Regions from separate parts of the Homo sapiens genome. Here regions 1 and 3 are each linked to region 2. The links are chromatin contacts, found by Hi-C or POLR2A ChIA-PET in ENCODE. All regions are on one chromosome and are shown on one strand. The core of a region is the stretch at or near the end of the contact, and the rest is flanking DNA. Distances in the headings are between cores, read along the strand shown. Region 1 overlaps LOC105370504 (a long non-coding RNA gene). Region 2 overlaps LOC105370504 (a long non-coding RNA gene). Region 3 has its middle 150 kb from the start of DDHD1-DT.

What was found. Hi-C counts contacts between places; a loop is a spot of excess contacts on that map. ChIA-PET counts read pairs that join two places held with the same protein, here RNA polymerase II (POLR2A).
Region 1: a loop to region 2 is called in a map of PC-3, with 4 times the contacts of the local background. The contact joins two enhancer-like sites. A Hi-C loop is called at or near these places in 1 of 168 maps with a recorded cell type or tissue (PC-3). POLR2A ChIA-PET finds 5 or more read pairs at or near these places in 2 of 52 experiments (MCF 10A and Panc1).
Region 3: a map of PC-3 shows a loop between it and region 2 (3-fold over the local background). The contact joins two enhancer-like sites. A Hi-C loop is called at or near these places in 1 of 168 maps with a recorded cell type or tissue (PC-3). POLR2A ChIA-PET finds 5 or more read pairs at or near these places in 2 of 52 experiments (H1 and PC-3).

What each region holds. Positions count from the first base shown.
Region 1 is chr14:53,325,270-53,329,330 of GRCh38, forward strand. LOC105370504 (a long non-coding RNA gene) reads left to right here. Exons shown (of 4, transcript XR_943876.3): 1 at 1-4,061. Among named protein-coding and RNA genes, the nearest start is that of DDHD1-DT, 170 kb to the left of the region's middle. Within about 2 kb of position 2,632, at least 2 of the 41 ENCODE cell types and tissues checked have a DNase peak (open chromatin) inside an H3K27ac peak, as active enhancers do.
Region 2 is chr14:53,367,536-53,371,226 of GRCh38, forward strand. It overlaps LOC105370504 (a long non-coding RNA gene), which reads left to right. Exons shown (of 4, transcript XR_943876.3): 2 at 1,917-1,966. Among named protein-coding and RNA genes, the nearest start is that of DDHD1-DT, 220 kb to the left of the region's middle. RefSeq lists an enhancer at 1-1,957. Within about 2 kb of position 1,553, at least 3 of the 41 ENCODE cell types and tissues checked have a DNase peak (open chromatin) inside an H3K27ac peak, as active enhancers do.
Region 3 is chr14:53,304,764-53,308,723 of GRCh38, forward strand. No RefSeq gene overlaps it. Among named protein-coding and RNA genes, the nearest start is that of DDHD1-DT, 150 kb to the left of the region's middle. RefSeq lists an enhancer at 1,488-1,782. Within about 2 kb of position 1,853, at least 14 of the 41 ENCODE cell types and tissues checked have a DNase peak (open chromatin) inside an H3K27ac peak, as active enhancers do.

The DNA.
Region 1 (4,061 bases), core at 1,382-3,881, 41 kb before region 2:
GGGATGAGCTCTAGGAGCCTATAGAGACTTCTGATTCACAGTGTTAGTTTCCTGTCTTTTTAAACCTGGTTTAATTTCCTGCTCTCATAGAGGATCTTTTTTCAGGAGGCTTGGTGGTCTTTACTGCCATCTAGCTTCAGTAAGGGGCACCCTAGTCTCAGAGAGATTTTAACAAATTTAAACCTCAGAGTAAAGGGATTGGGGTCCCTGTTTCTTTTATCTTTCAGAAAGCCCCTCTATTTCTACCTACATTATTGAGAGCAAACTGAAACTGAGGTAAAGCAGCTCTGTTAACTTCCCCAGGAGCATCTGCTCTATGTTGAATTAAAAAGTCCTGTTATACCAGTGCCTTGTAGCATTAAGTGAACAAACTATTCTTTACTGCAAACATTCTGATGATGTAGTTTCCTATGACACACATGCCTCATCTCACATAAAAGAGCTAAATCCTTTTATTTTAGAAGGTGAATAGATGATATCTAACCTGAAAACATTCAGAAATATTGATATAGGCATATTAGAAATATGAAGATAATAATAATAGCTCAAAGAGCTAAAAATGCTTGCTGCTGAAAAGTTATTTTTACATATCATGAGTTATTTTAGTTTTTAAACTTATAGCTTTGAGGAAAAATAACTTTAAAAAAAAACAGCATCTTTTCTTTGGATGAATGCAAAGTTTGCATTGGCTCCATGGAGTATGTATGTGGTTTCAGAGCCCTAAAATTTTTCAATCTCATGCTTCCATGTTTGTAGCTTTCCTTAAGTATATGATGGTTCATGGATCTTAGCTTTTATTCAAAAGCTTGATGATTGAAAAAAAAGAGGGCTGGATGTTAGTTCTGTGTGGTGTGGGCAAGCCTTGTTGGGAGGTAGCCTGACCTGTGGAGTAATTGAAATGGGCTTCCTCATTGAGGTCCTCGAAATGACAGTACCTATAGGCTTCTTTTCTTTAGGCTGGTCAGTTTTTTCAGAGAGGTTTTCTCTCCTCGGGATATGAGCGTAGCTGCTAGCATTCTGGGGACAAGTAATGAGGAAATGGGAGTTAGGGGTTTCACTATTCATCCTATAAACTTTGCTTGTTTTTTTATTTTCCATTCAGCATTTCTACCTTCAACTTAGCCTGCTGTCCCTGAATCCAGAGACCCTCTCTAGAGAATCTCTCATTTTTTCCTTGGGTGAATGAGAGATGGTTCCCTGACTGTAGGGGAGTGGTCTAACTGCCTGTGGCATATGGTCTTTTCTAAAATGGCCAGAACAATATTTCTCATTCTATATGCTGTGTGTTGTATGTTGGGTATTTGTGGGGGACAGATGACTTATGTCTATAGTTCACAGATCTTCAACTCCAGAGAACTGAGTTTAAGGAGCTGTACCTGGGAAATTGTGCCTGAAGCTGTTCCTGAGGAATCTGCACCTGGATCTAATGTACATGCTGAGATCCTGGATTTGAGCTGATGCCATAGTGGGATGAGACTTTGCCGTCTTGGGTGTGGGATGAATATATTTTGCACTGGGAAGGATGTGAAGTATTGTGGTTAAAAGGTGGACTGTAGTTCATTGCATTTTTCAACAATGGCCACAACAGCATCTCTTATCCTATGTGCTCTTCTTCCAATGTGACTGTGTCCTCTCTCATTAAGATGCGGAGTCTATTTCTCCACTCTCTCAAATCTGGTGGACCCTGGGACTTCTACCAACAGAGTACAGTGGAAATGATGCTGGGCCACTTCCCGGTTTGGTCTTTAACTAGTCTGGCAGCTTCTCCTTTCTGCTTCTTGGAAGCCAGTAAGAAGTACAACTATCCTGAGGCTTCTGCTGTGAGAAGCCCAAGCCATGGGAGAGGCTCTGGAGAATGAGACTTCACTGGGAGAGTGAAGAGAGGAGCGAAGAGAAAGAGAGAGGCACCAAGGATCACTGAGTTGCCAGAACATGAATGCTAAGGCCATATTGGAAATGGATTCTCCTGCTTCAGCTGCCCCAGCTGATGCCACCAGGATCAGAGATGATCTGGCCAGCTGAGCCCTTCCTTAATTCTAACCCATAAAATTGTGTGCGAAACAAAATGGTTGTTTTCAACCACTAAGTTTTGGGGTAGGTTTTATGCAGCAGCAGATAATGGAAATACTGCTTGGTTTTGACTTTCAAAAAAATCCATTTGTTTTCAGGCTTGTCTGCACTCCTTCTTTAAGAGGTGCTAAGAGACTGGACTTAGTTCTTTGTCCAGATAAATGTGTTTTTCCCACTGCTAGCTTAGGTTTTATTTTTTTCACGTCTGCTAAGTCAGTAGTCCATTTGCTTTTCAGCTTCCAAAACTTAATTATTCTAATTTTCCTTATTGTTCTCTTCCTTGTGGATTTATGCATTTTATTTGCTCCTTTCTGTAATTTTTGTGGTATTTGGCAAACAGTGAAGGTAAATATACACATTCAATCTGCCACATTTAACTGAATGTCCCCTATGCCTTTTATTGACTGCTTAGAATGGCAATGGTAATTTTGGCCTCTAGGCACAGAGAAATAAGAGTTTTTTTGTGAGTCACATTGGCCCAGAGCTCCTCCACTCCTCCACAAAAGGTGAGAACTTTGTAGGGCTGACTCAGAGATCAAGGCTGATTCTGATTCTGGCTGGAACATTCCTTGGGGGTGTGATTACTATGGGGACATAGTAGGCGCTACAGCTGGCTCTGGGAAGTAGACTCTGGGTTGCCAAAAATGGACATACACACACACACTCTCTCTCTCTCTCTTCTTCTCTTTCTGTCCCTCTCCCTCTCTCCATTATATGGTCACATTTGGGTAAGTTAATGAAGATTCTTGAAGAAGAAAGCAGTATGGTGAGGCTTTCTAGTGTCAAGGTCACTTGACATTCAATTGTGAGCTCACTAGAAGAGAGGGAGACATGACATATTAAATGTTACCATGGAAAAGAAAAAGTCACTCCCAATTAAAAGGATTGAAAAAGGAGAACCAAAGTAAAATAGGATTTTGTAGGTCAATGAAAAAGCCGAAAACAAAAGCTCTGTCACTTGGACTGTTCCAAGTTCTCAGGCAAGGATCTGAGAATTTCCCTGAAAATATGGTTTAGGGTTCTGAGAGGAAAAGGAATCAGGCTTTTGTTATTGAAATAAACAACCAAAGATCTGAAATGGGTCATTTACACATTTTTTTATACTTCAAAAAGGGAGACTGAAACTTCCATTGAATTTATGTAAAAGAGTCCTTCACATTGGCTGGTTGAATTGCCTCACAATAAAAAACAAATCTGCCAAACTGAAGACATTTGCAGCCCCCAGTGTTACTAATTTTTTCCCCAATTTCACCCTAGCCTCTTCAGCGTGAAGGTCACGTGGACCTAAGTACGAGCAATTTTAAACATAAGTGTTAGGTTTTGAAGGTGTTATTTCTCAAGGGAGAAAGAAAAGTAATAGATCGTAAGACAGAGCCTTAAAACAGAGTTTTAGGGAGTGAGTAGGAGAGATTTGTGACATCTCAGAGTTTGAGAGAGCCCTGTGGAAAGTGGCAGGACATTTTTGAGAAACCTTCTTTTTGGACAGGCTCTAAGTTTAACAAAAAATACATTCAATGACTCAGGCAAGTTCATTAAGAAAGACTTGGGTGTGAGGAGCAGCCCCGGGGAGCTGACCTGGGGCTGTGCATCCAAGAAATAAGAGAGCCCAGTTTAAGCAGGTTTTGATGAGTGGGAGATCCAGGGATCATTTCACGGAAAGAAAGAATTGGCTTCAAGCTACAAAGGAATTTTATAGACCCTAGACAATTCTCAAACTTGTAGGGAGTTCCAAGTTCTGTGGTGAGTAGAAACTTCTCTGGCAGTAAGATAAACAACTCAAAGAGGAAAAAAACTAATCAAGTCACTATAGCCAAACGTAACGGAAGCAGTGTGGAGTAGTGCTGGAGAACGTGGGCTTTATGGTTAGATAGTCTGGGATTTTAGCCTTTGTTTCTTCCTGGCTACTCAGGTGATTTTGGGCAACTAACTTATTCTTCTCTGAGCCTCAGCCTCCTAGTCTTTAAAAGTGGGATAATAAAATGTATTTCATA
Region 2 (3,691 bases), core at 303-2,802:
CACACACACACACACACACACACACACTACTTCTGTCAGGAAGTTTTGTGGCAAATGAGCCCAAATGCATAGATTAGAGCATATCATTCACATGTGCCATGTGTGTGCCAAAGTGTGCGTACCCACTGCTAGACTTCCTCTCACAGGTGGTCTGAATTTGCTTCTAGCTGGTCCTGTAAGCAGATTTAATATTTCATAAGCACTGCTCCATCTCATGCCTCCATTATTGACACCACATGGAAGTCAGGAAATTGGTTCTTTCTGGGAACAGTTTGCAGAAATATGCAGCCTGTCAGCCCCTTTCTCATGGGTGCATTAACAGAGCAGCTCACGATTACAAGTAACGAACCTTCTCCAGATGTGTGTAGCAACTCAGCTCCAACTTTATCTTCGGCCCTGAAGATGGACTTGGCAAGATGGATTATTTGTGGCTGTATTGTAATAACTTTGTGAAATTGGAATTCCCAGTGATTGTAATGGAGGGTGAGGAAGCGGCAGCAGAGGAACAGATAATTTCTCCTTGCAGTAAACAACGAAAAGACCAACAACAATAAAAAGGGCAAATCAGCTGTGGCATTTTCCTGCTTTGGACACCGACTCTTCCAGACTGTTCTAATTCTTTCCCTTTTATGATTCTGTTTATGTTACACACATTAAAGTTAAGTCATGTCTTAAATAAGATGGAAACTGGAAGTGAGATTTGGAAATGACTGAATCAGGCTTCTTAACTTTTTTCTTCTCTTGGAGAGCTCAAAAACAACGGACAGAAAGGGATATACCAAAGAAAACAATATTAATTGTCGGCTTCCATGGAAAATTCAATCCAGTCTTTCATTCATTCTCTTCCCAGTGCAGTGCCAGCAGACTTCTCTCTATATGGCTAAGGGCTTAATTTAGCTGACAAATTTCTGAAGGATAACTAAGCTTTCAGAAAGAAAGATTCTAGCTATAAATGAAGCATGTGTGCTCTCTCAGTCACAAAAGACAGATTTTTCCAGGATAAAGTAATTTGGGGTAAATTTCTCCTGTATTTTATTAGCAGTGATGATTTCAAGGGAGTATTCTTTTAAAGCAAGGCAGTATTTAAATCTTTCTTTTAAATCACAAGTCCCTTGAGTTGATAGTTATAAAACTGGGTTCCACTGGGAGTTATTTGTACATCTTCAAGGTTGGCACCCTTAGTTGTTTGATGTAGATGTTCTAGATAAAATTCCTAAAGTCCAGCTGTTATGATTTAGCTTAATATGTTTGTACAGAGGGGTTTCCTTTGTCATTGAAGAGATAGAGTCAAAACAGAATTAGTCATTCTTGCATCTTCTATTTATAGCCCACTATTATTCTGATGCATTGTCAAAGAATGAAGTGGACAAGAATTTTTCTTCCTTTCTTTCTTTTTTTTGTGTAAACAAAACTCTTTTTATACTCTGTGGATTTAACTTTGGTTGCTAACTTAGTCAGACAAGGCACTTAACAAAAATATTACTTCTTAAATGAAAAATTACCTATTAAGTCATCCCATCTTCATTTGCAAATTAAAGGTTTGTCAGTACAAAGTATGTGGGATGACCAGAAGTCATGGATGACTTACACTGAAGTGGCAAGGGTAGAAAAGGTCAGTTTGAAAATTTATTTGTATGGGTTGCTCATGACTAATAGTCCAAATCTGGAGAGTTTATAAACAAAATTCTATTCTGTTTATTTAGTTTATGCCAGCATTAAAGCTAGCCTGAAAATTTAGTGAAAGTCATTTAAGGAATTTTTATTTGGAGGAAACTTTAATTTTTATTTTTGAGGTCACTGAATAAATGTAGAGGTCTCTGTGGCCTGTACTGCAACAAGTAGAACAGTTAGATAAACTGGTTGTTGAAACTCCCTGGGCCACTGAGTTTTCTTATTTCTTTTTTTTTTTTTTTTAGTAGAGAGCTGACTTTAGAGGGATCAAGAATAGCTTGCTGGATGGAAGGAGGTAAGAAACAGGACTATCAATGTTTTACTTATCTGAGCTGTATAATAATTTGGTGTAGATAATTAAATGAGATGAAGTATGGGAAATGTGTTGTAAACATTCTCAAATCCTCTGCTATTATTGCTTACTGCAGCATCTGAAACAGCAGGGTCTGTCATGCAATAGCCCTCAAATCAATGTTTGTTGAGTTATAGTAAGTCGAATTAAAGAGTAGTTGGACAATTGCAAGTAATAGGTGGAAGTAGAAGGCTGAGAAAGTTGACACTTAGCGTTCTCTGTTGAAAACTATGCTATTAGCAGTGTTGGGTCAGCAAATGGCTTATTTTGGTTGGCAACCCCATGGAAAAGGATTTGCTGGATACAATAATAGTATATTCCCACAAAAATTCTGAAGTTTTATATTTTTGAGAATGTTGACAAGCCGGCAAATTAATGAATGGCTGCCAGTTGTTGAATTTGAATGTCACTCCTGGTGATTGTAAGTGTGAGTATGCCTTTGTTTTCCCTGTGTGCTAAACTCACGCTAGGGGTCCCATTGTTTTGAGGAGCTATTTAAGTAGCCTTCAGGAGAATCTGAAAATCATCCAAATCCAGTGTATAAGCATGAGAAGTCTGAGCTGAAGACTAAAAGTACTCTCCCTACAACCTGTCAGACATCTGGCCCAATGCTAGCTATAGGCAGTGGGGCTTCTTGATGGTCATTGGTGAGGATTCAATCTTTGGTACCCAAAGAGTGGGTGAAAGTTTCAGGAAAAGAAATCTCAAGCCTTGAGGCCTCCCATGAAGGCGAGACCAAGATTTCTCTTCCACAACCCAATCTTTACAATTATTCTGGAGATGGTTGGGAGGAGAGTAGTCATCCTCTTGACTAGAGGATGAGAGACTGTGCAGGAGAAAGCTCTGGAGGAGACCTCACCCTTTGTGACTAGTATGGTGTGTCTCATTCATCATGAGATGGTGGGTGATGCAGGTGATGAGTTAATGATAATTAAGCCCACGCTGTGGAACCCATGGGAGAAGCATGTAATAGCCAATAGTAATATCAGCAAGGCCTTCCTCAATTCCACGCAGAGGAAGACCCAAAAGGATCAGTGGACCCAGGGCCGTGGGATACCATGAGAAGGGAGTCGACGGCAGGGATTTAGGTTTGGGGGTTCTTGGAAGGAAGGTATCATGTAGACTTTTGGTGAGGCCCTAGAGAGCCTATCATTAGCCAAAATGGTATGGCTGTGAGGCTGCTCAAATCACTACATCCAATGAGTCCTGGGGAATGGTGGGAAGGCTCTAATTTAGTGAGTGGTGGTCAACAGTAGAGATCCCTGGAAAGCAGCAATACTTGTACTTAGAAGCTAGCACAGTCATCAAGGGAGGTCTGTCTGGAAGCCTGGAGGAATAGTGACAGGGTCCAAGCCCCTGCAGAAGGGTGCCTGGTGAAGACTAAGTCAACCGTAGGCACCCAGTCAACAAGGTGACTCAGAGTAGGAAGAATTAGAGTGCAAGTTGGGAAGTTGGGAAGAAAGCAAAGTCATATAAATTGGGTAGAATTTCAGCAGGTCCTGGCAAGGAGACTACAGTCAGCAGACATGTGGGTCCCAGTGGTTCCCTTCAGGGACATTGGATATCATGCTGGCAACATCAAATCAAATCCCAGGCCCTACATACTGGTGGGAATGAAGCTGCTGAAAGATCACCATGCTGGGAGGGTTAGAAGTGGCTCAAGGTCTA
Region 3 (3,960 bases), core at 603-3,102, 62 kb before region 2:
TCTTCTTCTGATACTGGGTCATTAAATGCTGGCTTCATTTGCAGCTGGGGCCTCTTCTTCATGAATGGCAGATGCAGCAGCAGTGTCACAGATGCCTCCCAAAGGCACCCTCTCTCTGTGGATGCTGCCAGTCTCCAAGATTGAGGATGGTGATGTCAGCCCTACGGCTGCCCAAGGCCAGTGCTGTTTTTATTGTTTCCACCACCATCAACACAGCCAGCAGCATGAGGGGGGCCAATAATGTCAACAGGTTTCAGCATTTTCTCCATCATCACCCTTGGGACTTGGATGTGAGTCTCCTGGATAAGCTGAGCGATGGTCACCCTGCTTTGTTAATGACCACACCACCCCTTGAACCCTGGCCCATTGGTTTTGAACCAGCTTCTCTCTTTCCCTTTGGGGTCATTCTGTCCCAGGAGGCTCCTCTGTTCCTCCTTACACCACAGCTGTCCTTCCAGGCTCAGATATTTTGGAATCTCAGTGTAAACACAGCTGGGACTCAGGCTGCCACGTAACACATGCTTCTCTTAGGCTACCTTCCCAAGTGTTTACATTCCATGCTGGAAGAACTTGGCTCCTTCAACAAACTCAGAGAAAGAATCAGTACAGTTCCTAATTTTTCACACTTTCTACCTAGTCTAGGATTGAGCATCTGGATCCAATTGGAGGCCACTTGTCCTAATTTAGCACTTCCTATTAATTTGTAAGGAATTACTATTGAAATACATAATTTAGCAACTTCAGATTTTACAAGCTATGGCAAGTGCCATACCAAATAGGATTTGACTGGATTTATTGCTGTTGAAAAGGAAATCTTTGATTTTTCTCCTCCTAGCTACTATTGATTCATTTCATACCAGAGTGTATAAAATTGGACCTATAGAAAACATTTTCTTCCCTCCCTTGATCTGGTTGGAAAAAATGTTTTCATTTCATGAAATAAACAGTGAAAGAATTTTCATGAATATGTATGTAGTTTTAATGAGTTTTGTTTCTCATGATGAAATGTATTAATATTTTATATGTTGCCCTCCCGGGAAATGGAGGAATCTGAGATCCTAGACTAGCTGCAGTTTGTCCAACAGGAATCAATATTCATAATGCTCAGGACAGTGGAACCTAATTCCCAGAACCTCTGGTTGTGGAGGCTGACCTGGGCAGAGGAGGCAGGCTGAGGAGGCATTGTTGCAGTAGGGAATATCCTGCACATACCCAGCTTCTTCACCTGGGTGGCGAGGACACAGGTTGCTGAAGACTCAGGAATGTGTATGCAAGTCTTTAAGGAGTAGGAAATGGGAGGGAGATGAGGGGTGGGCATGGTGGGAGGCTCCTGAGAGATATAAAAACAGGGTTCCAGTAGTTGGACTGTCGTCCTTCCACAGGCCTTTTCATTGATGTGCAAGAGTCATCTTTTGGTACCACTTCCTGGGGACGTTTCCTCCCTCGAGATTGATAACTGAGAATAACCCTAGCCATACTGGAATATAATTCCTGATATCCTGAAAGTGTATTTTCACATTCAGATATACAACTATACCCAGGTGTACCTATTCCCGTTAATTTTGGGCATGGCGCGGTAGCTGAGGCCCATGGATTGAAACAAAGACCGCTTCTGCCATCTGCTGGGCACTCTGAGGAACTCAAAGGATTTTTCCACAGGAAGAGGGGGAGTTTGATGAATTTCGTTTCAAATTTACTTTAGCACTTGAGAATTTAGCCAAGTATTAAACAGATTAATTTTTGCCTTTGTGAAGGCTTGCATGACTTTGATCATTCAGTCGTTTTAATGAACTCAACGTGGTTGTTTCCGATTTGGCCTTGAAAGCCTTGGCATGTCGCCGTGCTCTGAGTGGGAGCCTCGCTGCCTCCAGCTTGGGTTTCTCAGTTTTGGCAGGGCTTTCCTTCCCACTGATGGAAGATTTACAGAGGAAAAAAAAATCATTATGTCTGAAATTCTGCCAGGATACATCAGCGTATTTCCAGGCTGCCATCTACCGTGTAACTCTCTGAAGATTTAATATGAAAATTAAAAAAAAAATTGCAGTGCACCTGCTCCTAAGGAAAACTACCTTGTCGTAGGATCGCATGCTTTTATTAAATTAGAGAATTTTAAATTGTATTTATGAGGATGTACAACTTGGGTTTCTTCCCTTAGGCTTCCTGGTCTCTGTGTTAAGTACAACTTGCCTCCAAGGTCACCCTCCCACCCTCCATAATTAGCCCAGAAATTTAACAGGGGCTTCTGGCAGCAGTTTTACCCAGCAAGCTTAGCGTAGCACTATTTGTGGTCAGATCCTGAGTGATTCAGCAGCTCTACTATCCTTAGAGTCTTGTCTCATCCCACACAAAGCCCTTTTCAGACCCAGTTTGACATTCTGATATTGTACCATGGCCCCGCAGGGTCAGGGAGTATAATGTGGTGATTCAATAGCTGTCTTGGAGCAGAAAAAGGGCATTCAGTGGTGGGTTAAAGGGCAGGCTGGTGACAAGGAGGGAGCAAGACAACATTCTACAGATTCTGCAGCTTTGCTTGGCTAGGAGCGAAACATCTCACCTCGAAAAATGGCTTCAGAGGCACAAAAATTATTTTCTTTGTTACTTAGCTTTTTAGTATCAGGACCTCAGACCTGAGTTGGTAGGGTATGACTAGATAGGAGAAGTTCCTCTCTGTGGGGTCCCTTCCTTGGCATACTGTTTTGTGGTAAATGGACTGAAACAGAATTCATTGAAGTCAACTGAAGTCACTGAGAATGTCTGCTTAAGTTGTTGAACATTACAGTTTTGGTGATATGCTTGGAAGCTAAAATCCATGACGGGCTTCTCCAAATTTTATCCTCTTATTTTCTTTGACTGGTTTCTGTACCTGGTCCAGTTTTAAAAGCTATTTGTGACCATGCTGGATGTCAGAATAAGAGAGCACTCAAGAGAAGTGAGATTATTGGGTTTGGTCCATGGGATATTTCATACCTAGAGTAGCCTTCCATTTCAGAGCTATTTTAAAGCTGGTTCCTCACTTTGTTGAGAGCAGTTGAGAGCAAACTGATGGATGGGGATGTGAGAAATAAGTTCTCCTGGACATGATTTGCAGTCTATACATATTTACCTTTTAGAGAAAAAGGAAATGACAGCCACAATTTGTCCTTCGCTGATTAACATGCCATTTCTCACTGTTTTGATAAGCAACAACAACAATAAATCCCACCTCTTGCCATATTTCTCAGACCTGGGAAACTTGTGTTAAGTCAAACTTTGTTCCAAGTTGACTGTCCCACTCTGAGGGCAACTTGAAGGGGTGACAATGCCTAGATGATCTGAGTTTTACTAATACTAAGCAAATTGTGGTTATTTGCTTCGGGCAGACTGAAAGGAAATTTATCCTTGCAACATTTATGAAGATCTTGTTTGCTAAGCAACTTAGTATTATCAAGGAAGGTGGGATTGTATTGTAGAGAACTGCTTTGCTAGATAGCAGGACATTTAGGATCTGGTTTCATTCTGGCACTCACCAACTGTGTGATCCTGGCTTTTATCTTTTTAGCCTAAGTTTCCTCATCTGGAAAGTGGTTGGCATGATGATTTCTGTAGTCCTTTTAAGTTTTAGAATACCATAATCTACCTTTGCAAGAAGAAGAGTCATTTTTGAGGAATATAGATAACATTCTAATTAATCTCGTATCTTCATTTAAATAGACTTTGAAATATTATGTGAGCAGTTAAAATATAGCCCCTATTCATCTATATGTCTATCTCTCATCTACCTCTTTTTTCATTCTTTTCATTCATCTGCCTACCTGTATATATAATATTGGGTTATCAAGTAGGCAGATTAAGCCTGTACTCAAGCAGTGGTACCAAAAATATTTTGGAAATAATTTGATATATGAAAAAACTTATCAAAATGGTCATTCTGAGAAAAATTACCTTTATTAATTTCTTTATACCGATTTTATGTGTTAACAT